Linked DNA regions of Mus musculus: all the other regions are linked to region 1. A link is a loop called in an ENCODE intact Hi-C map of the cell type or tissue named here. Cell type or tissue: left cerebral cortex. All regions are shown on one strand.

Evidence for each region. A loop is a pair of places that touch in the nucleus more often than their neighbours do. Peaks named below come from ENCODE experiments on the same cell type or tissue, not always from the same donor. Only the 100,000 strongest peaks of a DNase experiment are listed, where the experiment ranks them.
Region 2: it touches region 1 in a loop (2.3-fold over the local background); 2 of 42 quality-filtered maps call a loop at or near these places.
Region 3: it touches region 1 in a loop (3-fold over the local background); 2 of 42 quality-filtered maps call a loop at or near these places.
Region 4: a loop joins it to region 1, with 4 times the contacts of the local background. A loop is called at or near these places in 8 of 42 quality-filtered maps.

The regions. Positions count from the first base shown.
Region 1 is chr7:36,691,556-36,699,555 of GRCm38, forward strand. It overlaps Gm36722, which reads right to left and starts at 6,667. Exons shown (of 3, transcript XM_030243157.1): 1 at 4,302-6,667. The coding sequence starts at 6,555. The coding sequence ends at 5,308. It overlaps Tshz3 (teashirt zinc finger family member 3), which reads left to right and starts at 6,563. Exons shown (of 2, transcript NM_172298.3): 1 at 6,563-6,734. The coding sequence starts at 6,695. In left cerebral cortex, no CTCF peak of the experiment used is centred here; DNase peaks (open chromatin) are centred at 963, 3,434, 3,896, 4,190 and 9 more places; H3K4me3 peaks cover 6,246 bases; H3K27ac peaks cover 5,863 bases.
Region 2 is chr7:36,910,397-36,918,396 of GRCm38, forward strand. It overlaps Gm36656 (a long non-coding RNA gene), which reads left to right and starts at 3,766. Exons shown (of 3, transcript XR_391270.2): 1 at 3,766-4,095; 2 at 4,331-4,499; 3 at 6,594-7,004. In left cerebral cortex, a CTCF peak has its summit at 4,141; DNase peaks (open chromatin) are centred at 1,816, 3,115, 4,071 and 4,985; H3K27ac peaks cover 756 bases.
Region 3 is chr7:36,171,936-36,179,935 of GRCm38, forward strand. All of the region lies in intron 1 of Gm46016 (a long non-coding RNA gene), which reads left to right. Among named protein-coding and RNA genes, the nearest start is that of Gm46016, 4.6 kb to the left of the region's middle. In left cerebral cortex, no CTCF peak of the experiment used is centred here; DNase peaks (open chromatin) are centred at 73, 3,555 and 6,180.
Region 4 is chr7:35,897,415-35,905,414 of GRCm38, forward strand. No RefSeq gene overlaps it. Among named protein-coding and RNA genes, the nearest start is that of Gm36234, 22 kb to the right of the region's middle. In left cerebral cortex, CTCF peaks have their summits at 2,235 (motif pointing right) and 4,629 (motif pointing right); DNase peaks (open chromatin) are centred at 1,456, 4,641 and 4,885; H3K4me3 peaks cover 301 bases.

The sequences.
Region 1 (8,000 bases):
GGAAGAGAGAAAGGGGAATGAGATTTATCGTGGTCTGGGAACTCCCCTATCCAGTTATTGAGGTCATCTTGTTAGGAAGGTGGGCTCTATTTGGTCCTCAATGACGCAGTGTTTTGACTGATGGGACCTTGTCCCCCCTTTATTCGAAGAGCGGAAGAACTAAAGAGCCGAGTTCACACCAGCACCGGGTCACTAACATCCGCGAGCTCCCGCCACCGCGCGGGAGCAGGTGGGCATCTCCCACATCCCCATCAGCAAAGAAGTAGCCATTCCTGGCCAGGGGCGAGTCTCACTCTTGGCCAAGGGTGAGTCTCTACGTGGCCAGCATCAGCTATCTTGAATATAGGTTTTGTTTGGTTTTTAAATGTCCAAATGGTTTCTATAAATATATTTCACTCAGTGGAGTTGGAGCGAGAGCATGCAATGATGTAGGGGGGATTTGGAGAAAATTCTCCCTTAGAACCCAAGTCCGAAGGTAGGAGTCTGACCAAAGGGCATTTTCCTTGGAAACTCTGCTCTTGAAAGGAGCTTAAAGCAGCTCTGTCCTGTTAAGACCGAAGTACAAAGACTTTCAGTTTTCTCCATTTAACCGGCGATCTCCAAAAAGTTTTCCCGTAACTTCGGTAAACGAATGAAAAAACATTTCGGAAGAAAACGGAGGTATTTGAAAATAGGGCTGGGGGAGGGAAGAAGAGATGGGGGACTGGCACAGTGGATAACGAAGCTGCCTGGCTTACGCCTAGACCCAACCCCACCCAAGATCATCTCCTGTCCCTCTGCTGTTAGGTTTAGTTTCTGTTGAGATTTTCTTTAAGCTAACTGCCCAGGAATCTAGGATGGGGAGTGGGGATGAAGCAAAAGGAAGGGGAAGCAGCAGGCACCAGCTTTCTTGGGGGATGGAAAGCTCTACCTCTGGGATTTATAACCAAAGTCCTCGCTAATCTAGTGAACTAGCTTCCAACCTGCCCCATCTGCATCCCGGAATCCCGGGACTGATCACCCGCAGCCAGGCTACCTGGGAAGCCCTACAGCCCTTTTGCTTTTAAGTCAGAGTTCAGCTAAAAACCCACAGACTTGCACTGGCCATGTAGTCAAAGTTGGGTCTTTTCTTCTGAGTCCCAAGACATAAGAAATTAGCAAACTAGATACGATACCAGGAGGGGGATGGAAGTGTGTGCCTGCATATGTGGCTGTGTCTTCCTGTGTTGGATTTGGGAGGTGCTTATAATTCTTGGTTTTGCATAAAGCCATTCTCTTCCTTTTCTTACACGACTGTCGCCCACCCTTAGTCTCATTCTCCTTGCACCCTGATACAGCTCTCCAGAAGCTGGAGAGAAGTGGCATTAATCTACCTAATCCACCGCCCTGATTTTCAAAGGTTTATTTCAAGTTCAAACTGTAAACGTTCTTGGGGAGAATTTACAAACAAAACATCTGGTTTCTTAAAACAAAGCTACCAGGAAAAAGAGAAACAAACTTTCCCTGCTGTGAGAAAGTACCTTTAGCAAACAGGCTAAAGCCTGACTCAGGCCCTCCTAACCTCAGGCTCTGGCAGGGACTGAAGCCCAGTGCCAGGTTGAGGTAGTAATGTTAGGACTCATGGCATTTTTCCACCACTGCCTAACCCAGAAAAGTGAGGGGGAAAAAAGCAGGTCCATTAGGCTTCTGACCATTTCAGGCTGGAGATGAATTACTCCTGGGGCCTCTTGTCAGGGCGCAACCCTGGGTTGTTGCCAAAGGCCCATGCTATCACCAAAGTCTCCCAGAGTCCTTGTCCTTCAAGATGATCCTTCCACGGACTCAGCATGTACCCCCGTCTGAGGTCAGACTTTAGGCTGAGAGACACCAGCCAGCCCTAGCTCCAGGTCCTGGAATGATGGCATTCAGGATTTTTTTCTTCTAGGTGGGCACTCAACTAAGAGACACTCCAGCCTTCCTAGGACCAGAAGGGCTGTCATTTAGCGGCCATCTAGAATACAAACTTGTCTGCCTCCAGGCATAGCCAAGCCACTACATCCCATCATACAACTGTAAACAGTATACTGGGCAGTGGGGGCAGGGGGCTAGACTCCTTGCACCTCAGAACACTGTTTTGAGCCATGTCTCTAATTGGTATACCTCACCCTCAAGGGGCTCAGGCTAGCCAAGGTGGATGAAACTTATGATAAACGGTCCCAGGAATGGAAACCCAGGGCTCAAAATTGGAAAAGCTTGGTAGGGTGTTTCACCCCTGACCTAGACAACTCTCTCTGGGAGTCTTCTGGAGATTCAGCAGGAGGTAGAGGACCTCTGAGTCTTAGATGCAGTCTCAGGGGTGGTCAAGATTGCCTCTTTGGCTCTTGGGAACGTTGAAGGGGTCATAATCTGACCACCCAGTTTCAAGGTGAGTCTCCTGACCGAGATGCCAACTCTCAGTTTCCCCCATGGGCTGGCACTGAGTGTTTGGATGTTTCTCTTTATTCATCTCCTTCCTTCCTCTGTCTATTTTTAGGGGTTTAAGAAATTATTCTCAGAAACGCGGCACCTCCCAAAGGTAGACGTATTTAACTTAAGACATTTACTACCCAGCATAATTCAAAGTGGACCAGAAGTTCCTAGGTACTTGCACAGACACTGAAAACCCATTGTTGCTTTTTAAAAAGATAACCGCGTCTCTGTGAAGAGTAGAGGGAACGATTTCTACATAGTAGATCTTTCACAGAATTCTATATCCTCTACCATGCTCAGGCTTTTCCGCCCTCTAGTAGAGTGAGAAAACAGCTGGACCGCTGGATGAGGCGGTGCAAGGAGCCGCGACGTCTTACAGCACAGGTTACTGTCCTGAGCGTGCCTATGCAACACTTCTCTGGCCTTTCCCAGAACCTAGCAACCCTTAGCGCTTGCCTGAACGCGGCTCTTTTCCCATCGGGATCCCCTAACAGCGATATGAACTGCAGAAAGGGTTGCTTGCCGTCGGGATAGTCGACAGAAAATATTTACAATAATAAAGTCAGGTCAAATGCCAGGCAGACTTCATTCAGATGTCAGAGAAGTAGGACCCCACACACACCCTTCCCCTGAGGTTCTTAAAGAATCGAAAGGCCTCTGGGAGGGACAGACTCATGGGGACACCTGTGCTTGTGTGTTTACCATCTGAGTAGATCCAGAAGGAGCAGAAACCAAAGAAGTACAATAGGAAGAACTCGAAAATGCAGCCTCGGCAGCCAGGAATTATCTGCAAGCTCTGATTTCTCAAACATATGGCTCTGCCCTTTTTTTCCCCCCTGTAATGACATGTGAACTTCAGAGTTACTACTACCAGACGCCATTTCTTCCTATACAGAGCCCTTCATTTTCACGGAGAGTCCATCAGTTGGCATTTCTCCATGTCAGGCCCTGGAAACAGCGGTCAGCCCGGCTATACAAAGTTTTTATTGTTGAAATCTTGTTAGATGCAGAGGGGCAAACCCCACAACCTAGTACCTCGCCAGGTTAAGGAAGTTAAGGTCCTGCATTCAGGTAGCATTCAGGTAGCTTCAGGGTCTACTTTGAGTTGGGTGAGAATTTGGGGAACCCTTCTCTTTTAGTTACACCCAACCTTACAGCAGAAGGGAAGATAAATCCTAGGGAAATATAAGGAGTAGGCTGACCTTGCCTACTTTCGCTGTTTCAATGTTCCATCCGTAGAACGACCTGAAAAACTATGCACATGTTGGGATCCCCCAAAGGTGAATGGGTGCATGTAGCTAAAAGAACTCAGCAGAAATGGGAATCCAGGCGGTGCCAAGACGGCCGAGTCTGTTTGAGTGCCCCATCGGGCAAGGCAGTGTGGTCGCAGCGTGCACTCCGCACAGCCCGTGTTGTGCGTGACAGGCTGTCGCTGCAATGTGCAGTCCATTGACACTGATGGATGCGCCAATGGTTGGACGGACAGATGTTAGGGCGGATCACACAGTGCGCGGCGCCTGAGCAGGGAGGGCTAGGCACTGGCAAGCAGGGGTGAGGACGGGCGACAGGGGAGCCGCTTGGGTCACGGCACGAGGGTATGAGGGGTGGGGGTGGGCAGCGAGAGAACGAAGGTTGAGAGAGCACCAAAAGAAAGCAAAGGGAGAGGGAAGCATCCTTTGGGCGAACTCCCGGTGCGTGGTACCCAGCGCTATGAACACGTCGCCGCCGCCGGCGTGCCTAGATGGGCTCTCCCCGCTTTGAATGTAAGCCAGACCTTCTGGGTCTGACCTCCAGGGACAACGACCCTCCTTCAGGTCAGAGGGGCGCCGCGGCCACCTGAACCGTAAGGCCAACGGCGGGGCCAGACGACTCACCGATCCCTCGCTCGCAAGAAGCTTTACGCGCCGAGGCCCGCGTCTCCACGGCCTGGAGGAGACGCTGCTTCGGCCTCTGAGGCCGCAGGCATCAGACACCCCAGGCGCACCCACCCACGGGTACGCGACACACACACAGGCAGCTCGGGAGCTCAGCCGCAGCCGGCTTCTGGCTCTCGACTCCGCCCGGGATCCACACCGGGTTAACTCAACTCTCGAGCGCCTAGGCGCTGGAGCCGGCTTTATAGCCCCGGAGGACAGCAGCCACACATCTGCATTCAGGGAGGCGTCTGGACCCAGCCCAAGCCGGCCGGCCGGGGGCGAGCGGAGACTTTTGATCTTACCGGTAGGGTGAGATCTTGGTCTCCTGGTCTATAAGAAAAAGAAAGCACGCTGTGAACTTTTAAAACAAACTTGAAAAACCAACCACAAAGAAAGCATGAAAAAGAGACAGGGCTGAATAAGAGGGAAGAGAAGAATAAGTTTAAAATAAGAGGAAGAAGAAGAAAAAAAGAAGCAAGAAAGGAAGGCCAGGGTTTGCAGCTCCCAGTGCGCTCAGGCAGCTAGTCCTGGGGCGCAGGGTGCCGGCCCTCGGGTAGACTGTGGGCCTCGGGGCTCACGTGGGTTTCAGGGTCCCAGCCGGAGCACCCAGATATAGTGCTGCTCCCGGGAGCTGGGGGCCCAGAGGCCACCCCAGCCACCGCCGCCCAGAGCCCGCTGCGCCGCGGCCGCCCCATTCCCGGCCTAAGAGCTGGCCCAGGGAGACGCAATCGAGCCCGCAGCGCATCGATGCGCCGCCGCCCGCGCCTCTCAAGCTCTGGCTGGCGCTCAGCCGCCACCGCTCGAGGGTCGCCCGCGTGAATTCCAGCCCACCCGCGCCCTCACCACCAGAGTAAGTGAGCCCACGTCGCCCTGTCGCCACCGCAGCCTTCCAGCCGCCTCCTTCCCGGGGCACATCGGCCGAGTCTGCCCGGAGCCTCTGCGACCCCAATCACTCAATCAATAATCAATCCCCTTCGTCCAGAACTGCCCCTAAGCTGGGAGCGGCTGGGGCAGTACCCTGTCCAGGGCGCACCCCGGCGGGGGATGGGCAGGGGAACCCGAGTTTCTTCTCCCTCCCCCGTTCCCGCCTTGGCAACCTCCGACGCAGTGGGTGGGGGGCGCGGCCAGTAGCCCAAGGGGGCGAGACGCGGGGTGCTGAGACGGTGATCGTCCCAAAGTCAGTAAAGGAAACTTGGAGGTGCCCCCTCCCATGCTTACCCCCGAAACAAGCCTGGGAAAGTTTGTGGCGGGGGTGGGGTGGGGGAACGGAAGGAGGTAGCCACTGTAGGTCCCAGGAGGGAAGACCCAGAGCCCACACCCATGTCAGCCCGCACATCTTCTCTCCAGGGCACCCCCGGGGCCCTGGCATCTTTGATAGGGGTACCATCCCAACTAGGGGAGCGCTCTGGGGCTGCACGCGGCGGGTGGAGAGGAGTGTGGGCCGGGAGGGGCAGCCGGGAGCAGCCCGGGGTTGAGACCGGGTGGGGAAGAGGGATGGGCGGGGGCTGTGGGCGCCCCGGGACGCGCTCCGCAGGGCGGACCCCGCGCCTTTGCGAGAGCGCTCGGGGCGGAGACGGAGGGCCAGCTCCGGGTGTCTGGACTTGGGCGGGGGGCCCTGGGCAGGCGTCCGGGCCAGGACCCAGGCTGGGGGCGCCTCCGCGGGCAGGCGAGTGACACGATCATCTCCTTTTCCTTTAAGCTTGCCTGTTGCCGACGCCGCCGCTCCAGCCGCGCCGTGGGCAGAAGACTGGACCGCTGAGCCCCGGGCCGCGGCGGCGGCGGCTGCGCCCCCCCTCCACCCCCCCCCCCCCCATGCCTTGACCTCCCTGCCTGGGGGCGGGAAGCGGGGCAGGACCGACCGGGGTCGCTCCTGGGCTCCTCCTCTCATCTCTCTGCCCGCCTTCTCCTCCTTCACTCCCCGCCCCCCAGCCCCGAACCCCGCGCACCTCGTCTGGGGACGGGGCGGGGGGGGGGCAGGGCGACCGCTCCTCCCCGCCCCCTCCTCCTCGGGCCTCTGGAGCGATTTGTCAAACTTCCCATTCCGCCGGCAGCGCGGTCCTCCTCCTCCTCCTCCTCCTCCTCTGCCTCCTCCTCCCCCTCGCGCTCCTCCTTCCCCGCGCCTCCCTTGCCCGCCCTCCTTCCCTCCGCACGTTCGGGGATCGCGGCGGAGCGCAGCGAGGGGGGGACGCGGAGAGCCGGGGCGCAGCAGCATCCTGCGGGCGGCCGCTCTCCGGGGGGGAGGCTGCGAGCAGGCCCGCCTCGCCCCCCCCCCGCCGCCCCTCCCTCCCTCGGCTCAGCCCGGCAGCGGCGGCGGCGGCGGCGGCGGCGGTGGCAGTCGCGGGAGAAGCATCATGCCGAGGAGGAAGCAGCAGGCGCCCCGGCGCGCAGCAGGTACGAGCGGCTTCCCCTTCCTCCTCCGGTCCTCCTCCTCTTCCTCTGCTCGCGCCGCGCCTCTGGGCCGCCGGCCCCCGCGTTGCTCGCCGCACTCCTCGCCTCTCTCTCATTTTCTGTCTGTCTCTGCGGGCGCTGAGTAACTCCGGGAGCCCGGCTGGCTCGGGGCTCTCCTGCCCGGGTGCGCGCGCCCCCCAGTTGCCCCGCTATGTTCTTCGCTCGACCGGCTCGCACACCCTCCTGGGGACCACCGAGCCGGCTTAGGTCCCCGCCTCTGCCGATCCGGCTGCAGCGGGGAAGGCGCTCTCCAACCCGTGCCTTTTGGTGGGGGGCGGGCGGGGTCACCTGAGTTCTCTGGGACATCTTCCGCGTTGTCCCGGGCAGTACCCGGTGACTACCGGGACCAGAGCGAGCAAGAGTGAGCTAGCGGATCCCTCTGGCCACCTTACTGCTAATTCGATTGATTCTTCATTTATTGGGCCCAAACCCGGTACAGCGGTGGAAACCAGAGCGCACTGGGTCTGGGTATTGTCAGATGACTGTCAGGTCAGTGTTGGATGCTGACATTTCCTCCATTCCTGAATGTCTTCTTACCCCCTCCCTCTCTTTCCGCTGCTGCTCCCTACCCTTTTCTAGCACTTAGTTCTGGGACATATCTGAGTACTCCCCCCTCCCTCTCTTTTTCTGCCAGGAACGTCAACTCCTGTTAGGACTGAGCTGATTTTTTTTTTTTTTTCCTTCTGGAAAAGAGATTCATTGAAAACAAAACAAAACCCACACACATAACATTATTTTGCAATAATGTCGGTTGGGGGCACGTTGGCTGGAAGAAGGGTTTCTGGCCGGTTGCCACCCTTGATTTGATGACTGATTGATCGCCCGTCATGCCTGTGCCTTTGATCTATTCATTCCCAATAAACATCAATAAATCACTTGCAATAGTGAGGCCAAGCTCCGTGACGTCAGGAGGGCCCTGTCAGTGCAACTTCAGGGATTTGGGGCGGCTTGCCGAGAGAGGACCACATATGGACGTGATGTATTTTGATATGAATAACACTCAGACGTGCAGAGGCTCAGACGCTGCCTGAAGGGGAAGGTTGCTTAGGAGTCCTTTTCTTTAATCTTCTTTCTTCTCACTTCTCTTTTGATAAAAGAGGGGAGGGCTGAGCGAAGAAGGGTCACCGAGGTAATGTTCCACGTGCTGGTGGGATACAGGCTAGTGATGGTGCTATGCAGGCTGCTGCTGCTGGTGATTGCCATCAGACC
Region 2 (8,000 bases), 220 kb after region 1:
CACATTCATTATCGGTGGACTAGGCCCCTGATATGGTGGGCTGGTGGAGCAGGCTCACTCATCCTTCAGCCATGGGAAGATGCCACAGGAAAGCCTTCCCTAGATACAGGGCCCCTGTGCTAATGGCATTTCTCATCACCTTGACAAAATGCCTGATGCAAACGGCTTGTGGGAGGAAAGGCTTATGTTATTTACAGTCTCGGAATGTTCACTTCACTGAAGCAGGGAAGGCATGTCAGAGCAAAGCCACTCACCCCACAGTCACCAGGAAGCAGACACTGGGGAATAGTTCAGGTCCACCAACTTTCCTCTTGTCCTTCCTTTAACTCCATAGCGCAGTCCTGGCCCATGGGGTGGTGCTACCCACATTCAGAATGGGTCATACCTCATCAGTGATTTCTCTAGGCAAACAGCCTACAGACACACCTCTCCAGCCTCCTAGGACTGAGAGTTGACAGTAGTCAGGTTGACAGTGAAGATTAACCATAATACTACTTGATCTTGCACTTCCTCGATTCCGAAAAACCATGAGAAATAAATTTCTGTTCTTTATAAATTATCCAACCTCGGGCATTCTGTCACAGCAGAACACACTGGACTGCGACAAAAGCAGATTGTTCTCAGTAGTATAACCTTGACCACACTGACCTGAACAGATAAGAGGCTCGTCCCTAAGCCAAGCACTGTTGTTTAGAAGGTAAAAGAAACGACAATATTTGTTTCTAAAGAGAGGGAAAGAAGTTAAATTGGATCTAAGGCCAGAATAAGAACAGACAGAGGAGTTGGCCTCCTCTGTTTCATGCTTTCAAAATGTTGGACAGGTGAAGAGAGACAAGGATTAGCCACTGCAAATGCTTTGAGTGGGATCCTGATACCTGGGATACTAGATTCTAAAATTGGACATGATCCATGATTCTATCTAAGCAGGAGTGTGCTTGAGACAGAGAATAAACTTATGACCCCCTCCTGAGCCATGTCTGGCAAAAAGAAGTGAGCCACATTGAACCAAGCAACATCAGTTCCTGGGGCCATTAGAGAAGAGGGGGTTTCTATGGACACTGTTGCTGTGGTGTATGTCAGTCTTGGCTCACGGATGGACACTCAATCATCCTAAGTGTCCATTCCAAAACAGAGTATTGAAGTGGAGAAACAGAGCCTTCTTCCCTTTTCATAATTGTTATTGGAATATTTTTACCACAGTGTAATTTGCAAACAGGGAAGGGAAATTCTACGTTGTTTTATATCTGTGACTCTCAGATGAAGAGAAAGAAAAAGACAAGAGACAGAGAGACAGAGAGAGATGAGACAGAGAGTTGGCTCCAGCATTCTAGAAGTCTTGTGTCTCCTGATGAGAACATCCCAAGGTACTGTTGCTCCAAGGTCTTCCCTCTTAGTCATGTAATATCCACAATTCTTCCCTTTTGGTGAATGCAAGTATTTGTTTCTATTGGGATCAGACCCCAAAATGAAGTGCTTCAGGTAGGATATGTATTTGGTCACTGTCAGTAGATAACTCTCAGCTACTTTCTCAAACAGTTCTGCCAATTTATCTCCTACCAGCAACGCGTGAGAATTCCTTTTGCTACACATACTGCTTGGTTTATTACCAGGGAGACATCTTTTCCAGATAGCATCACCCAAGCTTCCTGATAAGCTGTGTTTGAAACAGAAAGCCCCTTAGACTTTCAGTTAGATGTGGAGTTACCTCCCATTTCCCCTTCATCCTGATGGGTTCCAAGAATTGTAGGTGGGTATACTAAAAAGACCAGAAAAGCTCTGAAGCAGTGGACTCTCTTCTAGTGTTTGAAAAACCCTGGTGTGGGTGGAAGTTGGCTGTCTTGGTCTGTCTGGAGTGCTGTCACAAAGGAATACAGGCTAGTCTCTTACAAATCTGTAGACTCATGGACCAAGATCAGGGTGTCTGGTCCAAATCTAGGGAGTGAAGCTGTTTTTTTGGACTCTCGGATGCTTTTTTTCCTCATAGAGCCTCCAGAACAGGGAGCTCTCCAGGATCCCTTTTCTAAGTCACTAATGCCACTATGAGAACTCCACCCCTATGACCTCATCACCTCCCCAAAGATCCACCCACTACAGCCATTGTGTCTGGCATTCAGATTTCACATATATATAAACACAGAGGAGACACTAATGTTTAGCATATAATAGTGACTATCTGGGGAATGCTAGAGGTGGGGACCTCCGTGGATGTCAAAGAGAGAGAGAGAGAGGAGCTTAGAGGAGGTCATCCAAACCTTGAGAATGAGAAGAGGAACTGGCTGTCTCATATCTGAAATCTGAAAGGCATGGGACCAGAAAAGTATTCCATAGTTCAGAACAGCTTGGGGGCTGAGAATATTTGTGTATTCCTAAAATGATATTATTCTGGTTAGATTTTTGTCAATGTGACACAAACTAATGTTATTTAGGCAGAGGGAACCTCACTTGAGAAAGAGCCTCTATCAGAGTGGCCTATAGGCAAATACATGAGGCACTGTCTTGGTCGATGATTGATGTAGAAGGGCCCTGGCCAGGGGGGGGTAATATAAGAAAGATAGCTGACCATGGGCCTAGAAAGGAAGTCAGTGAGCAGCATTTCTCCATGTCCTCTGCCTCAGTTTCTACCCCCAGGTTTCTGCCTTGAGTTCCTGCCTTGGTTTCCCTCAGTGATGGATTGAGATAGGGATGTATAAGCCATTTCCTCTCTAAGGTGCTTTTAGTCATGAGGTTTTGTCACAGCGATCTCTACCTTTCTACACAGAGACTGGAGGTAAGTTAATACAATATTTTAAAAATTATTTCGTGTAAGAAGCAAAGTTTAGTGGGATAGACTTTCCACCTGTGACATTATGGTGGCATTCAAGAGCTTCCGGCTTGAGGTCCTTCTTGACTTTCAGCTTAGGGCTGCCCAAGCTGTCTTAGAGGTATAGTTGCTATGCATACCTTGTCTTGGACTGGGTTTGGAGTATCAGAAAGTCGATATAAGCAAGTGGAAGATTCTCACCAAAGCTCTGTGTGGGATTCCCTATGCATAACCAGAGTGCTAAAATGTGCCAGCATAGCCTGGTGTAGGCATGTTAAAAATATATATTAGTCACTTTCTGACTGTGATAATAAAACACTGTGACCAAAGTAACTTATAGAAGGAAGGATTTACTTGGGGCTTACAGTAACAGAGGGATAGGAATCCATCAGCATCGTGCCAGGGATCACGGCAGTAGGCATGGCCCTGGCACAGCAGCTGAGAGCTTACATCCTGAGTCACCAACAGGAAGCAATGAGTTCTTCACTGGAAATGGTGAACAGCCTTTGAAACCTTAAGCCCTCCCCCAGCAACACATCTCCTTCAACAAGAACTGGGGACCCAGTGATATGATGGCGTTGCAGGTTTTAGGTCACTAGGATGTGTTCCTGATTGGGATATGAAACTCTTCCCGATTCTCAGCAATGACTTGAGTCTTCTTTGACATCCACCAAAAGTCCAGGAGCAACAGGCGCTTACCTTCATGAAATGATGCCAGAAGAATATCTTTCTTTCTGTCAGCTGCTCATCAGAGGCGTTTGTCATGGTGTAGGAAGGCAGTGGGACAGAGACTAGCAGGGAGCAGGGCTCCCTGATAAACACATGATCTGTAGTGGTGCTGGCAGCACTTTCTGGTGGGTGTGACAACTGGAAGTGAGCCCTGGTGGACCAGAAAGCTGGACTCCTGAACCCTGAGGTATGGGGTAGGGGTAGGGGTGGGGCAGGGTGGGGATTAAAGCCTCAGAGTTAACAGAGAAAATAGAACACCCCAAGTCAACTCCATAATAAACAAGACAGGGTGTCCCTTTGGATTTGGGGGAATCTCCCCAAGAGCGGGGCCAAGCCTAGTACTGAGCCATGACGATGTGGAATATACGAAGCTGCATAGGCTCCTGGAGATGTCCTTACTGAACCCAAGGACCAGAGTTGCCTGCAAAGCTGTTTGCTGCCCGAGGAAGACAGTGACTCAGCCCCAGATGCTGTGAATCTCATGGGGCATAAGAGACCACTTGCCTCCCACATTCTTGAACCCTCCGCTGGGCTGGTGGCGTCAAGCAGGAGAAATGACAGTGCTGGTGAGGAATGGAATTGCGGGCGGCTGTGCGATGCTATAAATATTTGGTTTGAAACAGCAGAGACATTCAAGATAAAAGTTAAATAGAAATAAAAGCAGTCAGATGTTTATTACATGTTGCCATAAAATTCAAGAGCAGCCTAAAAAGGCAAATCGGGATTTGTTTAACAAATAGGAGAGGAGTACAGAAGAGATTGAGGCTGGCAGTCACTCAGGGGCTCTGCTCTCATTCGCAGGTGATTTGAACTCCTGAGGGGACAGTTTGTCCTGGACATAGACGGTGTCCTTAGGTGGCTGAGGACACAGAGGACTGCCTCAGGTCTTGGGCTTTCAGAAGACATGCAAGTCACCTGACCTCATGATTTATTTGTCTGTTGGAGGGAGACAAAATGTGAAGGAGATCAGGTGAGACCTTCTCCAGGGGTTGGTCTTACAGACTTCATGGACCCCAAGAGCACAGATGTCTTGGGGTACCACATGACAAGAGCTATCCAAGCTAGTACAGCTATAAGATTCATGGTGCTCTTTAAATTTTAATTTGTGTGTGTGTGTGTGTGTGTGTGTGTGTGTGCGCGCCCCCATGTGTGTGCACGTGCATGTCGAAGCCAGAGAAACAGAGCGTTGCTCCTCAGCCATCTGCCTTCTGTTGAGATAGAGAGCCTTCCCTGGCCTGGAACTTGAGTCATGGTTTTACCAACTTTCCTAGGTTGGTTTTGAACTCATTCTGTAGCTCAGGCAGGCCTAGAACCTTAGATCCTCCTGTTTTCACCAGCACTGGGACTACAGGCCTGTGCCACCCAGCTCAACACCAACAACACGTTCTTTTCACCTCACCCTCACCACAGCACCCTACTCATGATTCACAGAAAGAATCACAGCAGGATACATCTGGAAGAGACCCAGGGACGAGTAGCTAACGTTTGCTATAAAGAACCACTTGTGATTCATTCTGTCTGAGTCACAGCTCCTCCGCTTTTGTATCATGAAAGGAACTATACACAACCCTGAATGTGTGGGACTATGTTCTAATAAAATGTTATTTATAAAAAACAAGTCACGGTACAGGTTTAGTCTGTAGGCATTAACTGGCCCGCTTCTAATTCATCATCGTTTTATAGTGAGAGGGACAGAAGACCTGAGAGACAAAGGAACCTTTGAAAGACTCAGCCAATAAGTGGTGGGCCCTGGAGGAACACCATTGGGCTACTGGGAGCTGGTTGAACATAGTGCTTCACATCTGGGGCAGGTGGTCCAACAAGAGACCACCATGCAGCCTCAGTAACAGAGTGCGCCTGGCTTGATATCACACTAAAGGCTACAAGAGAAATGAGTGCGTCTGTCAAATCCCAAACCAAAACTGGAAGCGGATGTTTTCAAATCTAATATAATTTTATGGCATAAGTAGGCAAAATGACATACAGAGGACACCACTAGCTCTTATACTATGAGCAGCACAATGAGAGGGTTTGGGAAGACTCCTATCTGAAGCCAAGTGAATGCAAAGAAATGAAGCAGCCCTGATGTAGGCCCACAGGGAGGTGGGCTCATCTCCTAGAATCTGGTTTCTGATTCTCAGCAGCATTTGGAGACATTGTTTTGAAAGGGGCTACATGTGAAGAGATATAGTGGTTTGTTGAATGGTGGCAGCCAAAAGGAGCCATCCATTTCCCAGAAGCTGTAAGTGTGACCTTGTCTGCTAAAAGGGTCTTTGGAGATGTGATTACAGATCTCAAGAGGAGAGCATCCAGAATATCCAGATAGGTCCAAAAATCCAACAAGAACAATCCAGTGGCTGAGGATAGGGCACAGTGAGTGAAGTGCTTACTGCATATGCTCAAGGATGCAAGTTTCATCCCCAGCACCCACATAAACAAGCAAGCGAGCAAGCAAGCAAGCAAGCAAGCAAACCAGGCGTGGAGGCACACTTCTAATCCAAAAACTGGGAAGGCAGAGGCAGGCCAATTTCCAGGGTTCTTTGACTAGCTAGTCTAGTGCAATTGGTGAGTCCCTGGTACCAATGAGAAACCCTGTCTCAAAAGACAAGGTGGTTATTTTGATGAATACTTAAGGTTGACCTCTGACCTACATATCTCACATATACACATGCATGTGCATGTTCACATTCATACTCCTGCATACACAAGAACATGCATGCACACACAGGAAAATAATGTATGGTTGGTGTCATATGTTGAGCCAATATTATATATTCACACACTCTGTGTGTGTGTGTGTGTGTGTGTGTGTGTGTGTGTGTGTGTGTTAAAGAGAGACAGAGAGAGAGGGATAGAGAGAGAGGGACACACACACAGAGAGAGAGAGAGAGAGAGAGAGAGAGAGAGAGAGAGAGAGAGAGAGAGAGAGAGAGAAGCAGAAGGGGGAATATTTTGAGCAAGGCCAAGGACAGTTGACTGGGCTGAAGATGGTCATTGTACATGATAGAATTGAATGCAGATGTCATTTATGAAACCAATTACTTTGTTCAATGAATATAATCAGAGAGAAGAAGAGGAGGAAGATGGGTAAGATGGAAAAGCGGAAGGATGAAGAGAAGGCCCCGCGAAGATGGTTGCAGACTGGAGGAATGCAGCCACAAGCCAAGCTGCAGCTACCAGGAGCTGTAAAACATGGCAGGGATACTTCTTGGAGCCTTTTGAGGAAGCACAGCCCTGCTGACACCTGACCTCTGATCTCTAGCCTCCAGATCTTCTTCGAGGGAAGGGATTTCTATGTTTTACATAAGCAAGTCATCAGTCAAGTGTCAGAACAGCCACAGGAAATATGCTGAAAAGGAAAATGTGGCAAAGGAAGATGAGAGCCCGTGAGCACGAGCAAATGGGAGATGGCTTTATGAAACTGTTTAGTCGGAACAAGTTCCTGTCTGTAAAGCCAGGCTGACGCGTGGAGGAAATATTAAAGGTCTTTGTTAAAAACTATTATGTATTCAAGGGGACCATGTTTATTATCTCTCCTCAAAGAGGTGGAGGGCTGAGTACAATCCAGCTGTGTGTAGATTTTGCAAGTTCCCATCCTAGAAAGGACTCTTTAGAACAGCAGTTTTCAACCTTTAGGTCTTGACCCCTTTGGGCATCAAATGATGCTTTCATGGGGGTTGCCATGGAACCCCCATGGGAAAGCACAGAAAACATAGAATTACATTACAATTCCTAACAGAAGCAAAACTAAAGTTACAAAGTAGCAACAAAAATAATTTTATGGTGGGGGGGGGTGAAGGTCACCACAACATGAGGAGCTGTATTAAAGGGTCACAGCATTAGGAAGGTTGAGAAACACAAACGCTAGTTTTGGAGTCTTCCATGTTGCTGGGTCTCACCACAGAAAACCTGGGTAGCCTGCAGGGGTGCGCTCGTGAAGTACAAGACATGGGATGCTGGAGTGGGAGTGGTGGCTTAGTGGTTAAGAGCCCTGGCTGCCCTTGCAGAGGACCTGAGTTTGATTCCCAGCACCCACATGGCCACTAGCAACTGCCTGTAAGTAGTTCCAAGGGATCTGTTACCTCCTTTTGGCCTTTATGGGCATCAGGCATACACAGATATACATGACAACAAAACATTAAATATAAAATAAAATATAATAAGACACTGAAAGTTAAATTGGCACCTCTGGGAGAGGTGGGGGAATGGACTCCAGGGCCAGTGTGCATTCTGACCATGATGGTTGAAGTTAACTCGGGTAAACAGTAGAAGTATCTGAGAAAGATAGTCTAAATATGCTCAAAATGTGTTACATGTATGCATGGCATTGACACGGTGAAACCTGCCACTGAGTGTAATTAATAGGCACCAATGAAAAGCACCAGCGGGTGCATGCCTCTATCCACAACCAAGCTCACTAATGCCCCCCCTTCCTGTCTGCAGCACTCCCAGGCAGGTGTTTAATTTTTGG
Region 3 (8,000 bases), 520 kb before region 1:
CTGCCTCTGTAATAATCTCAGGCGTTTGGCAAGCCCATGGTGCGTTTTCTTAATTAGTGATAGATGTGGGTGGACCTAGCTCATTGTGGGTGGGGTTCTGGGTGATAAAAAAAAATAGTGCTGAACAAGTCGTGAGGAGCAAGCCAGTAAGCAGCACTCTTCCACCACCTCTACATCAGTGCCTGCTTCCACTTTCTTTCCCTGTTTGAGTTCCTGCCTTGAATTCCCTCAATAGACTGTGACATGTAAGCCAAATAAACCTTTCCTCCCCAAATTGCTTTTGGTCATGGTTTTCGTCATAGTAGTAGTAACCCTAAGATACTACTGAAAAATCTTAATGTATACTAATAATATATATTTAAGTGAGACTATCCATGGGTCTTTGGAGGCCTCATGAGTTATAAATTTATTCTGAAGTCCATTTGATGTTTCAGAATTGCCAAGAGCATTCTAGAAGGATTAGGAAGAGGTGGAGGTTCTGGGTGAACAGTATGTGGTGATGTCGGTAGAGCTTTGCATTTGTTTGAATAGTTTGGTTTCTCGGTGAAATAGACCCATGAACCATGGAAACATCCCAAGGGGAGCTGAAGCAGTCACACATAAATATGTATTCCATTAAAGAGCCTGTGGCATTCGATCTGTAGGCAAGTCTTGGACTGGAGTGAGGACCCAGGAGTGAAGAGCATACACTGTGCTCATAGAAGACTTCAGCTCCCTGCCCAGCTCCCACATAGAGCAGCTCACAACTGTGTAAAGGACTAACTCCAGGGTCTCTGTCGCCCTCTGCTGGCTTCTACAGGCAGCTGCACTCACATGCACATACCCACATCCCCTCTCCCTCTCCCTCTCCCTCTCCCTCTCCCTCTCCCTCTCCCTCTCCCTCTCCCTCTCCCTCTCCCTCTCCCTCTCCCTCTCCCTCTCCCTCTCCCTCTCCCTCTCCCTCTCCCTCTCCCTCTCCCTCTCCCTCTCCCTCTGTCTGTCTCTCTCCCTCTCCCTGTTTGTCTCTCTCCCTCTCCCTCTGTCTGTCTCTCTCCCTCTCCCTCTGTCTGTCTCTCTCCCTCTCCCTATCCCTCTGTCTCTCTCCCTCTCCCTCTGTCTGTCTCTCTGTCTCTCTCTCTTTTACACACACACACACACACACACACACACACACACACACATTAAAATAATAAAAAGTAAGTCTTAAAACTAAGGGAATAATCCGGTTCATTAAATTGGTTCACTCTCTTGACTGTAAAGAATTTTTTTTTTCACCTTAGTACAATACCCAGTAACAGATTTTCAGATTGGTAGAACGTTTATTTGAAATCACAGAAAGAGTTTGAGAAAATGCATGAGTATTTGGGCCATCGAGGTGGCTCAGTAGGTGAAGGTGCTAGCTGAGAAGCTAAGGGCCTTCATCCAATTCCTAGAGCACGGTAGAAGGAGAGACCTGACTCCTGTCCTCTGACCTCTTCACGCATGCCATGATACCTGTGTCCCTCTGTGTATAATACAATGAAATAAATGTAATGTAAAGTTAAAAGCCCACATGAATATTTTCTCTGAGAACTTTGTACATAAGTACTTCCCAAGAGCAGACAGTGAAAGCATGAGGCACGGGCCAGAGGACTAAGACCTGACCACCTAGAACAAGACAACTCACCATGCAAGGAGATCATAGGCAAAGCCACATTACACTACCAAGGGAGCCAGAGGTAACTTTGCAATCAAAACTTCTTTTGCATTCTTATCATGTATCAAGTGCTTACAAATCAGTAACAAATGGGTAAATATACAACAACAACAACAACAACAACAAAAATCTAAAATACATGAGCAGAAGGTCACAGTGGCTAATGACACAAAGGAACTCAACTTTAAAAGACATCAAATTATAACTGACAGGAAGAATTTGCACAGATCCAGAAATTAGAACAATCTAAATAAGTGTCAACTCTTGATACCAGGGTAAGAAGGAGGATTAAGTGAGTGTCCCCCAAATCTGTCTTAACTATGTAACCCTGTCATTCTTGAAACTTTTTGACTCTCCTGCCTCACCACTCCTCACCCCAGTGAGCTTGAATTGCAGGTTGTCCCACCATACCTGTCCAGGTGATGGTATTTCATTTACATGACAAAGTTATCTGGAATACTTGTAAAGAGTCTTTTCTGTTGCTGGGATAATAAATGAATACACTTCTTTGTATTTGTGGTACTGGGTATTAAAACTAGGATCTAATGGATGCTAGGAAAGTGCTCTACCACTGAGCCACACCCTCCAGCCCCTCACTGGGGGATTCTAGGTAGGGGCTCTACCACTGAGCCACACCCCCAGCCCCTCACTGGGGGATTCTAGGCAGGGGCTCTACCACTGAGCCACACCCTCCAGCCCCTCACTGGGGGATTCTAGGCAGGGGCTCTACCACTGAGCCACGCCCCCAGCCCCTCACTGAGGGATTCTAGGCAGGAGCTCTACCACTGAGCAGCTATATTCCCTGCTTTAAATCTATACATTTCTAAAGTTCAATATTTCAATAAAGCAAATTCATAATGCAAAACAAAGTATTAATAACCTGTTCCTTTCTATAATCTATTCTCATTCCTATACTAAATCAGAAATCTTCTGAACTCCTCTTTAGGTATTTATCCTCAGGATGTTCACTGCAGTATTAATTATAAGAGTTATCGTAACAGTCCCAGGATGTTCTGGCTAGTTCTATGTCAATGTGACAGAAGCTACAATCCGTTTAGAAGAAGGCTGGGATAATTCTCCTGCCCATTGGCCTGTGGGCAAGCCTGTAGTATATTTTAGCGATTGGTATCAAGAGGGACCCGCTCACTGCAGACACCTGAGCAGGTGGTCCTGGGTGCCATAAGAAGGCAGATTGAGCAAGCCACGAGCCAGTAAGTAGCATTGCTTCATGGCCTCTGCATCAGCTCCTGCATCCTGGTTCCTGCTCTGATTTCCTGCCATGGTTCCCTTCAATGATGGACTGTGATGGGGAACTTTGAAGCCTAAATAAACCCTTTTCTCCCTTAGTTTCTTTCGGTCCTGGTGTTTTATCACAGCAATAGATTCCTAAAGACAAAGGGTGAATGATAAAACGAACACTGTAATTTAACAACACAGCGTGCGCGTGCGCGCGCGCACACGCACGCACGCACGCACGCACGCACGCACGCACGCACGCACACACACACACACACACACACACACACACACAGAGGCATATACAGGCTCACAGAAGCATACATGGAATAATTTAAGCACAATTACAAGTTAGGATCACAAAGTTCACATTTTTGCGTTTACATGCTTAAACGAATGTACTGTTCTCAACATTTCCTACAAGGGGCATATTGTCATTTTGCAAGCCAAAAGACAGAAACCCATCCCTGAAAACATTCCTCTCCTTTGTTTTTAGAGGCAAAGTCCTGGGAATTTGTTTTTGAGATCTGGGACAAGGATTCAGGACTTGCCTGTGAAGCTCCCCACCCCGACAATCCTTAATTAGCAGCCCATGATGGAGAACAGCTCACCAGGCTGAGTGGTGGGAGTAGAGCAGCTGCTGAGGAGGACCAGGAAGCTTAATCAATGTGGGACACATGATCCGCACGGTGGTGGAGCAGCCTGATGCATCCCTCTCCATTGACATCATGTCAATAGCAGAGCTGGTGTTGAACTGTATACATATGGCACTTGAGCTGCAGGCCCCTGGACCCTTAGAAGAGAACACGGACAGAACCCACAGATTGGCATCTCTGGCCCTCTGGCCTATTGGGGTTTATACTGTGGCTAGAAGTCCATGTTCCCTTCCCTGCCACCAAAGTGACCAACTTCTGGATGGGAGGCTTGGAGCCACATATATCCCTTTCTGCAGGTGGGTGTGCTATTTAGGTGGGTAGTGAAAATGCTTTGGGGGTATGTGAGGAAGTGGGTCTCCTTCCAAAACTTCAGAATCAACCCCGTGCACGTTAAATAGTTGGGGATGGGAGGACCTAAAGCTTTGGCCTTGCCTCTTCTCCTCCCTCCCTCCCTCCCTGTTAGCTTAGTTAACAAATAGATAATAGCCAGGGCTCCTGGTCTCTGGTAAGATGACCCCTGAGCCGAACTGGTCCTCCTTTGTACCAGTCTCTTCTCTCCGAAGGAAACCAGAATGGTCCTTCTAAAACTCGGGCTTGCCCATGTCATCTGGGAGCTTTACACTTCAGTGACTTTCTGTGCCCCTAAGATGAAGAGTCCTTTGTGACTCAGCAAGGCTTGTCCCTCTGAGAGTTGTCCTTTTCCACCAGTTCACCCTCCACGCTGATGATGCTCAGTGAGTCCTGTGTGTGCATACATATATGTGTGTGCACATGCATGCATGCTGAGTCTGTCACTTGCTGAGTACACATTATGACAGAGCTATACTCCACCTAATTCTCATTAGCTCAGTACCTTATTTTCTTTCTGGAAATTTCTTTAATACTTACTTTTATATTATGTATATGATTCTTTTGTCTGCACCATGTGTGTGCCTAGTGCCTGAGGAGGCCAGAAGAGAAAGTCAGATCCTCTGGAACTAGAGATTACAGATGGTTGCAAACCACCATGTGGGTGCTGGGAATTGAACCTGGGTCCTCTTGAAGAGCAGAGTAGTCAGTGTTCTTACCCACTGAGCCATCACCCCAGGCCTTCCTTAATTTCTTAAGACTCACCTGGGTCTCCTTACCACACACATATTTTAGCACTTTAGAGTCGTTTAAATCCAGGGTCTGGTTCTGAAGTTTCTCATTTAGTAGCCCCTTTCTCTTGTTCCAGTTGGAGTCCTCCGATGCTGGGTCTGTCTAGGTCAGTATCTAGCATAAGTCTTCAGAGGGACACATGATGGCTCAGTGTCCCTCTGAAGACTTATGTGTTCAGGGCATGGACTCTGTATGGACCACTATGAACTGTGGGCCACTCAGGGGCATGTCTTTGAAGGGCTCCTTCTAGCATATTCTATCTCTTTGTCTCCCTGTCTCTTTCTCTCCCTCTGTCCCTCTCCTTACTCCTCTCTCAAGTGGACTGATCATGGGCTGAACTTTTGGAAACTGAAGGCTCGAATAGATCCTGAAGTTGTTCCTCTCCAGTACTTTAAGTAACACTTGGCCTATCATAGATACTCAATTTATTGAGCCAGTGGTTGAATGAATGGCTACGTCCAGTGAGGAAGGCAAGGCTCCTCTTTCACAAGGGGACAAACACATGGCCTGCAACCAAGGGGAGGTCTTGTAGGAGGCAGGGAGGTAGAAAGGTGATGAGTTTCTTCTGCCTGGCTGCAGGTGATTCCATGGCCTGAGAACCCAGTGAACCAACTCAGAGGGGTCATGACTGAAAGGAGTGAATTGGCCTGAGCCAGGCTGACTCCATGACAGGCTGCAAACCAGTAGTTCAGGAGACCAGGCATGAGTTTCTACTTCCTGGAACTGGGCAAGTCAGTTACTGGAACAACTGCAGGCTTATTTACCCCTCCCCAGCTTGGACAGTTAGCCAAGCTCATAGTCAAGAGTTAGGCCAAGAGCTAACCTCCCTTGAATAAAGCAAAAATAGTCAAAGATGCTTGAAGCAAGACTAACCAATCATAGCATCACCCAGTACCCCCAGAGATAGAACCCACCAATCAAGATATAGATCACCTATCCTTCCCTAAGGTTCCTCTTACTGGCTTTAAAACTGAATCTGTGAATTCAGTTGTGGTCCTTCCTTCCTGATGGAATTGGGCCTCTGAATGCAGGAAATAAATATTCTTTGCTTTTACATACTATTTGAGTCTGGGGTATCATTCTTCAGTGATTCACGGACCCCAACAGTGACCAGAGAGTGTTCTGTGTGCTCAAAAGCCTGGGCTTCAACTCATAGACTCAGCAGTCCGAGCAGACTGAACAACTAAGTGTTCAGGAATGTGTCACTGCCATGTCAGACTCTACTGGTAATTGCAAAATGCCTACTGTGTGCTGGCACTGGATACCTCAGAGGCTTTGGAAACTATATCCTAGTCCTCCCTTGGGCCCACGCCCCCTGTACAGTGTCAGTGCCTTTAATGGTCTCCTGACAGCCAGGCCTTGAAGATGCAGCTGAACCTGGCCAGCAGGGGTGGGAGACTGGCCCTGCCATCAGCAGTACCATATGCCCACGGCTTAGTCTATTCCAGTCATGTCCCTGGGCTGCCCAGCTGTCAATGCTATAATTACGCAGCCACAGCCGCGGGAAGTGTGTGGTTGTGGGGACCCTCCGGTCTCCTTAGAACTTTACAACTGTTGTTACAGCTTATCAGGACACAGCCCGCCTTCTGTTGGTCTCTTGAAAACTGCTGTAATTCCCATCCATCACATGGGCAAGCCAGCTGCTGCAGGGGCAGCAGCCAGGAGGGGGGGCCCTTGCACTCCCCCCAGTGTGCTGGCCCTGACCTTGGGGAAGCTAGCAGCCTACACCAAGGGCCTGTCTTGGAGTGATTTGGGTCAGCTCTTTGCTCTGGTTCAGGTGTGACTGCTTTCTATGTGGACTGTGGCTCTGATCTGCTTGGATCTGACCTGGGACCGTGAACTTCCTTAGTCAAGGGCTCAATACATGACACAACCCTTCTGCCGTCAAAAGCTTTATGTTAGATTTTAAAAATGTTCTTTGTCTCCATGGCTAGAGAGATGGTTCAGAAGTGAAGAGCAGTGGCTGCTCTTGCAGAGAACCTGGGTTGGATTCTCAGAACCCACACACAGCTTCAGGGTCGCCTGTAATTTTGGGGATCCAAACGCCCTCTTCTAGCTTTTGTGGGCATTACATGTGTGTGCTACACAGGCATAGATGCAGGCAAAATACTCGTATGTGTAATATAAAATAGAATAATGAAAAAGTATTTTTCCCAGCGTAGAAGACAGATGTGGTAAAACTTTAATGGAAGGAGCTAATGTGCACTGGCTGTCTATGACATTGTAATAGTTGTAATATGATTGATTATATCAAAATGGTACCATGAGCTAAACATAGGATTTTCACTCAGCAGGTAAGAAACCCAACTCTGAGTGACTTACCCAGTGTCCCAGGGCTAGCTATGGGGGAGGGAGCTGGAGTTTGTTGGGATTTCAAACTAGTGAAGACCTTTTAGACCCTCACATTTGCTCCATTTCAGGACGATTTAAAAATGCAAAAGCAGAAGAAAATCACCAAGAATTCCCCTTTCAAGAGAGCACACGTTACCACCTCGTGTCTATTTATTGTGCTTTCTTCCATAATTATGACAAGACTGGCAATCAAATTTGCCTTGTGCTTTTAAAACAGATATTTTCATGTATTCGTTTTTTATATGGTGGGGTTTGTTGCTCTATATGAACCCCCACCCCCTTGGTTGCTCATTGGGCTGTAGCCATGCTTTTTGGAGTGGAAAAAATGTGACTGAGGAATTGACATTGTGAGGAGAGGAGAAGAGAGGAGAGAAGAGGAGAGAAAAGGAGAGAGGAGAGGAGAGGAGAGGAGAGGAGAGGAGAGGAGAGGAGAGGAGAGAAAAGGAGAGAGGAGAGGAGAGGAGACGAGAGGAGGGGAGAGGAGGGGAGGGGAGGGGAGGGGAGAGAGGGGAGGGGAAGACTGGAGAGGAAGGGGAGAGGGAAGAGAGGGGAAGACTGAAGAGGAGGAGGGAGGGGAGGAGGGGTAGGAAAGGGGAGAAGAAAGAAAAGGAGGGCAGGGAAGAAGGGGAGGGGAGAGCAGAGGCATGGAGGGGGTAATTGCCTCTTACTGGAGTTTGTAATGCAGCATTGAATGTACTCTCCTAGCAGCTCGGTGGTGAAATGGGGGCACAGATCAGTGGCTGTGCACCCCTTCCTTGCAGATACAGGAGATAAGAGTTAGAGACTGAAACAAATCACCCTGGGCACACTGCTGACCTGTAACAACACCGGAATGCGAGCCAATATCATTTTGACACATGCTTTTGACCCTTAGTTCAGACTTTGACTCTGAAGATTTTCACCAATTGTATTCTGGCTTTAGTTTGGGAGATGTACTTCTG
Region 4 (8,000 bases), 790 kb before region 1:
AGGACCTCTAGAAGAGCAGTCAGTGCTCTTATCCATTGAGCCATCTCTCCAGCCCTGTTCATGAATTCTTAATGCCTCTTTTGAGAACTGTGTTCTGTTCATTTGCCCGTGATTGGTTTGAGATTATGTTTTCTTAAATTTATTTTATATGTATTAGTGTGTGCCCAGGGGAATTTATGTGCACCCCATGTGTGCAGTGTTCATGAAGGCCAGAGAGGGCGTTAGTTCTGAAATTAGAGTTACAGGCAGTTATGAGCCACTGTGTTGGGTGCTGGGAACAAAGTCAAGTCCTCTGGAAGAGCAGCCAGTACTCTTAAAGTCTAAGCCATCTCTCCAGCTCCTCATTCATTAAGTTGATCATTTGAAATTTTGGTGTTTTATTCTTGAGTTCTTTACATATTCTACATATCAATCCCGCATGGGATCTGTGAAGAGAGCCACCCCCACCCTGTCCCCTGCAGGTTTTCCCTTCACCCTGGTCATTATTTCCTTTGCTGAGAAGAAGGCTTTTGGCTTGGTGGGGATGCCATTCATTTACCATAAACCTTGGGATGGATAGGTTTTCTGTTAATGAATGGAAAGACCACACTGGGGCCCCCAACCCTGCACCCAGTTGTCCTAGAGTCTTTGTGCCTTTTCTGTTACACAGACTGGTATCAGGATGCTGGTTAGACGCCCGTGTTTTATGTCACCTTCTGGAGCTCACTGGCTTTTGGTTTGGGTGTGGATGACAGGAGTCACAGTTTCCTTTGACATATTTGCCTGGAGATGGTCCCTAGTGCCAGAGTCCCCTCAAGGCATAGGAGCCACCTCCAGCTCTGCATTCAGGGTCCTTGGCACAATTTTCTTAGCCCCCAGGACCTCAGTGGTTCTATGAAGGGGTAGATGCCTCAGGAAGATGATGGGCCTTCTTCAGAAATAGGGGACATGGTGCACAGAACCAGGGCAGTAGGAAGCCAGGAGAGGTGGGGACCGAGTCCCTTTAGCCTGGGTTAGTAGGGACAGCAGAGATTTCTTTCTTGTGTAAATATGAAGTGCTCACCTTGACTTCATGGAAAAACAAACCCTCCAAACACACCTGAGCAATCTGTGCCCTGAAGACATTCATGAAATGCCTTTAGTTAAATAAAAAATAAAGCAGAACAAAAAGGATAGGAAGTTGGGGGTGGATGTGGGGGTGGGGGTGGGGTGGGTCAAGATGGACCTAGGAGCTGGGGGGGGGGGTTAATATGATCAAAATCCATTGTATTCTCAAAGAAATTCTTAAGGAATTAGTAAAAATATTTTGAAAAAAATTGCTTAGATGATGATGATGGTGGTGGTACATGTGTGACTGTGTGTATGGAAGTCAGACAAAAACATTTGGAGTAATTTCTCTTTTTTTCACCATGGTTTCTAAGCGTCTGACTCAGGATATCAGGCTTGTGTTGAGTCATCTTGCCAGCCCACATCACTTTTTAAATTTTTTAGTAGAATGGCTCATTACATAGCTCAGACTAGTGTAAAACTCACAGCCCCCTGCCTCAGCGTTTGGAGTGCTGGGCTTACAGGGTGTACACCATCCCGCCCAGCAGCTCAGGTCTTCTTACCTTCATCTCTGCAGAGCAGCCATCTCTGAACTCCCTCCTAGGGCTAGCTCTCTTCTCCTGCCCCTAGTGTCTGCTCCCACAGAAGGGATCAGAACACCATCCCACCGAGCTGCTTAACTAACTCATTCCAACTTCCTCAACAGGGGATCACCAGGCTTTTAGAACATGCCTGGCTCTGGGATGTGTTCCAAGACCATCTGATGCCCAAACAGATGAAAGAAGATGATCACATGGTGCAGTGGTCATGTGGTCATGTGGTCAGTATGATGGTTCGAGGAAACCCCAAACCACTGACTTCCTAATCCTCAAGTGGTAGATGTAGGACATTGCTAAATGTGGAAGGGTAAAAACAAAATAAAATAAAAGGCCACTGGAAAACAAAGGACTTGAAATCTCACCGGTAATTGGTTTGGGATGGATAACCTAGCAACTTTCACTGTTGTATGAAGCATTATTTCATTGTTTCTGCCTTGCTTTAAAAAGGTTTTTCTTCCCTCACTATGTAGCCTTGGCTGGTCTGGAATTCACTATGTAGACTAGGCTGGCTCCCAAAACAAAATAATTTATTTTTATTTTGAGTGTAGGAGTGTTTGGCTGTATGTATATAAGTGCACCACAAGTCTGCAGTGCTTGTAGGAACCAGAAGGGGGCATCCGATCACCTGAAACTTCGTTATAAGCTGTGACCTACCATGTGGGTGCTGGGAACTGAATCCAAGTCCCCTGTAGCCACTGAGCTTATCTGCTGGGCTATTTCTCTAGCTTCTGTACTTGGGTTTTTTTTTCCGTGCTATAAAACAGTTATGAAAAAAAAATCTTAGAAGTTCGCAACATTTCTACACTATTGTTTATACCCAATGTCACACTTTCTATTTCCCTATCCCACGAATATATATGGAATACAAGTTCCCTTCTGTTGTTGGACCCTGGCTCGCTTCTGGGAGGAAAGAACACAGTGTAGCCAATCCCCATGTATATCACTGATTGGTTCCTTTGGAAACAAAATATCTGAATCCCGAGTTTTTTTTTTTTTTCTTTTTAAAGACAGGATAGATTTCACTATGTAGCCCAGGCTAACCTGAGACTCCCCATCCTCCTGCCTCAGCCTCTCAAGTCCTGGGGTTACACGTGTTTATCACAAAGTATCCTTCTTCAAGGTTGCCTAGTTCACCTCGTACCAGGGCGGTGACACCTCGCTTTCCTACCTCTCTCTACCACCTTTTTTTTGTCTTTACCAACACGGGGACAGACACGCACTTTCCCTGCTGTTTTAATTTGCATATGTTTGATTACTAATAAGGTTGAACATCTTTTATGCATATTTATCATTTGTATTTATTCTTTTGTGAATTGCTATTCATGTCCTCAATCCATTTTTTTTCTATTGAAATATCTCTTATTCACTTGTAAGGAAGCTGAGTACATTAGGGGCATTCAACTTTCCATTACGTGTGTCAAAAATACTTTTTTTCTCCTTGGTTTTGGTTTGCCTTTCAATCTCGGAAATTATATATTTTTTTTTGACAGAAGGGCCTTTTCACTTTTACAATTCAAATCTAGCTATCTTTTTCAAAGTGATGTTTTCTTGCTTATTCTTTGAGAGTTTTATACATAAGTGCATCACCACACTCAGCTATAGGTGGGCCCCCTATATCCAGATACCACTATTTCTGCCCCAGTCTTTGCCTTTGGAATTGCCTACAGAAAGGACTTCCCTTTCATATCTGATTCGTAGCCTCCATGTGCCACTTCAGAACCCCAATCTTTCATCCCTACAGGGTTTTAGGCAGGAGAATCCTGGAGGAAGATGCCGGTTTTGTTTTCTGATCTAGTCAGGCTGTGCTCACATCTTTACCTGTCAGCCATCGTTTTCCCACAGTGAGGACACACCCCCGAGTTTGACTGTCAGCACCTGGCTCCAGCTGCTTCTGGGTGGGCTTCAGATTTCTCAGTTCCGTAGCTTCCTGTCTTTTAATATCTGACTGAATAGGTCTTAATCACTTGCCCCTGTTTTTGACAAAAAAGATGTTTCTTGGAGATTCCTCAGTTTTTTTTTTTTTTCTGATGGACCTTGGTATAAATGTGGCAAAATGTCAAGAAAGCTTGAACTGGATTTTTGCCTGGGGTTGATATTAAAGTTGAAAGGATGGATGGGAGGGCATTAGCATGCCAGCAATACACATTTCATTTCATTCAGTAATTCTGCCTTTAAGTTTTTAAGTCATATGAAGAAGGGTTTCTGAATAAAAGGTTTTAGCCTCCGTATCAGCTGCAGGGACGTAAACAATTGAAGAGGGGGAATGAACTTGGTACACCTACAACTTAAAACACCCCACCAGCCCCGTGGCTTATCCTGGTAGGATGCTTGCCGGCCAAACCTGACAACCTGAGTTTGATCCCTGGGAACCACAGTGTGGAAGGAGAAAACTGACTCCCACAGATTATCCTCTGACCTCCATACCTACATCCTCTTCCCATCGTACACACACACACACACACACACACACACACACACACTCACACACACACACACACACACACACACACACACACACACACACACACACACACACACACACATACACACACGCACAGTGCATTGCCACTAGCAATAGTAATACTAGTGAAATTAAAATTGAAAATATTATGCAGCCCTTAAAAAGGTATTTTCCAGCTGTTTACAGAATTTACTTTAATTTGAACACTAGGTCAAACATCAGGTCTTCAGACAAAAAGCCTTGCTCTTTTCCTATGCCCATTTACCTCATCAAAACTGAAGCCAAACAGACTGAAATGTTAGTAAGTTGTCTTCATGAGAGAGGTGATTAGGGATGGTGGCTAGTTTTAAATTTGAGGGTTTTTTTTTTTGCCTTGCTTTATAGTTTTTCTGTCATTTGCATGTGTCATGTGTTGGATGTCCTGTGTGATGCAGGATGGCAGCCCTCAACCTCTGCGGAAGGAGCTCACAGCAGGTGCCTACAGCCTGGGGAGGGCTGTGGAGTCCGGGTGGCGGCAGCGGATGCAGTTTCTCACATGGCCGGAGGGTGGCAGTGTCCGCTCGCAGACTCCGGGCTGGCGGCTTTGATGACCTTTGTCAGCCGGCGCAGCCTCTCGTTTATCACCGATCACAGAGTGGAATGAACATATTTACTTGTGTTTTGCTTTCCACTTATAATATCTAGTGGCATGGGAGGGAAATGAAAACAATTGTTCATAGGGGAAATTTATGAGCTTCATCTGGCTGCATGATTCCCGCAGTTGCCCCAGCGCCGCCCAGAGAGTGGAGATGGCTCCTTATATCCCCAGAGGTCCTCATAGGGCCTTGCAATACTTGCCTCTGGCCAGCAGACTTTCCCACACTCTTCGCCTCCCTTTGAATTTGCAAGGAGAAGGAGCTTTACATGTCATCTTTTGGGGGTGGCACGGTAGTCCAAGCTGCAGGCTGAGTCCCACCTGAAGTCTGGGCTAGCCTTTATCTCTTGACAATCCCCCTAATTGCTTCTTCGGATGAGCTGCTGCTGGGGCAGGGCTCTGGGGACCCTTTGGAGCCTTAGAGAGCTCTCCAAGATCTGGATGGGGTGGGAGGGGCCCCTCCCTCTGAGGTTCTAGGAAAAGGGCAGCTCTGGGCTTAGTGTCCATGTGTGCTTTTTGTGTGGAAGAGTGGGAAACAAGGTGGGTAAGTCTACTCTTCCAGCCTGTCCCCGAATAGTGCCCCAGGCAGAGAGACAGGATTGCTCTCCCATGGAAGGCAGATAAGGAGGTGTCTTATTTTCAGGGGCTTTGGGCCCCAGGTTCACAGAACTTGGTGCTGAGAACCTGGAACCAGCTCTGTCTGAGGTCCAGATCTAGGCAAGAAGTTCTCCGAGAGCGACTCGTCTGTTCCTGCTGAGGCCACGCCCCTGACTCCAGCTTTCAAGGTCTCTGCAAAGAGGAGCCAGCCTCATGTTCCTTAACACCAGAGTGTGGAAAGGTGAGATGTGAAAACACAGAAGCAGCTATGGAACGCACGGCGGGGAGCCAGTACCTGTGTTGCTCCACAAGGCATTCTGGCTGCGCATGCGCTGGGGGGATGACAGCTATAAGTTGTCGAAGATCTGCAGCAGACCACCATAGGTTCACTATTCTGTTCTATCCTTTTCCTACTCTACAGGCCCACATTTCCATGCCATCTCCTCTTTCTTTTTTCCTCTTCTCTTTCCTTCTCCCTGCCCCTCTAACCCTACCCCCTTTCCTCTTTAATTTCTTACAGGTCCCTTCTTCTTTCCCTCCTCCCTTTCTCAGACCTGAGGTGAGTCTTTGTATTCCTGTGCTTGCTCGCCTGTGACCCACGCACACAGGCTCTTGCTCGCCCTCAGCATTGTTCCTGTCTGAGGCTGCCTCCTTCAGTTCCGTGGGTCTGCAAGGGTGTGACTTGACATGGGTGGGAGCTGATGTGAGATGCATCGGGCATCTTGGAGGTAGTGCCCCTCCCACGAGGACACCTACAGGTGAGCCTTTGGGGCCATCGGGCCAGCAGGTGTGCTGTGCACGGAGCATCAGGAAAGGCTCTGATGTAGGCCCAGTGCCCTGAATTTCCTGTCTTGGGACTCCTGGAACGAGGAGACTGAATCCATCCAGAACAGATCTTTGTCCAGTGAGCACTTCAATGGCAGAAACAAGAGAAACGGGTCCGCAGACCCCTGCATAGCTGTAGCGACACTAGTACTTGCCCAGGACGGTGGTTTGGCTGATCAGTGTTTCCAGCCCCCGGGACCCTCCCTCGGCTCATTATAATCCACCATATTTCCCAGTCAGTCTTATAATCGAATTACTCAAAATTGCACAGCTTTATTGCACAATGCTAAACTTCAAGACAAACAAATGCTCAGGTAATGAACAATTATTTATGACAAATTATTACCTTTACTCATAAGACTAGTGGTTTCTATTAAGCTTAGGAATGGTGCCAGGCCCTCCTCCCAGCCAGCCTCTCCTGCCTGCCCCTCCCAGCCAGCCCCTTCCTTCCAACCCCTCTCTGCCAGGGCGCTCAAGGAGCTGAGGGCGCTCTGGAGGGTGCTGCGTTTGTGCACACACCCGAAGTTGTTCCTGCGGGTGTGGATGAGGACAGGTAGTCCACTCTTCCCTAGAGTCGTGGCTATACCCCTGTCTCAGCTTCGGCCGGGCACTTCCTGTGGGGCTTCCGGTTTTCTTATCTCTTTTGCATACACCAAGACGGAGGCTCAAGCTCAGGGAAAACGGCTTCGCTTATCCATTTGTATTTAAGTTTTAGTGTTTTTCTCTTCTTTGAAACTAAACTCAACTTTAAAAATTATTTATGGACTCAATAACATATGTTTAGATTATTGAACCCCCCTTTTTCCTGGTTCTCAGGAGCAGAACCATCTCTCAGCTAATTATAACATACAGTATTTTCCCAGTAGTCCTACAATCAAATTATTCAAAATTGCATTTCTTTATTGCATATTGCTAAAACCCAAGACAAGCAAACATCAAGATAATAAACAATTATTTATTACAAATTATTACCTAATATATAAGATTAACAGCTTGTAACTATTAAGGTTAATACATGTGGTATTTATTATACTTATTTTGGAGCAAATATCTTTGTATAAAACATATGTTTATGTATTGCAATTAATGAGAAAAAGTGTAAGATTAACAATTTATGTTAGGTTTTGTTTTTAGATTTATGCGCACTGTAAAACTTATTTATTGCACTTATTAAAAGTATTTAATGATGGACTTTTAGATCCCGTCTTTTAATGCGCAAATATAAACTAAGGGAGTATTAAATTACAGAATGGAAAATTATAACTAAAGTCAAAGAATCTAACTATTTTCTGCTATAAATCTGCCTTAAAAAGATTATCAGTAGAATTACGGAATCTTTAAATAGTGGCCTTTATAGTACATAATGAGTTTCAGTGAGCTAGCCTCTGAAAGGCTTTTTTTTTTTTCCTCCATCATTAAAACTAAACTCAACATCTTACTCTTAAACATAAATGTAGCTAGAAGCATAAACACTGAGTCGTTTCATTTTATGATCCAAAGTCACATCGGAGGGAAGAGGAAGGAGTAGGGCGAGTTCAGAACAGCTGGAGGGACAGGGCAAGATGAGGGAAAACCGGGGGCCAGGGTAGGGAGTAACTGAGCAGCTTGGCATGGGTGAGGACTTCCTCATCTCAGCCTCTCTCTGGCTTGCCTTTCACAATGGGAATGCTGGCAGGTGTATGGGGCGTCTGGTTGCTACAGAATCGAAATAAGTTACATACAAAGGTGGTGATGCTCAGGTCAATGGAGCAGACTGAGATCAACAAAGCCTCAGCATTTCCTGCCTGCTAAGACAAGGGGAATATTCTGGAAGGCACTGGAAGTGAGGAAGTGAAAATGGTTTCTGGGAAAGACCTGA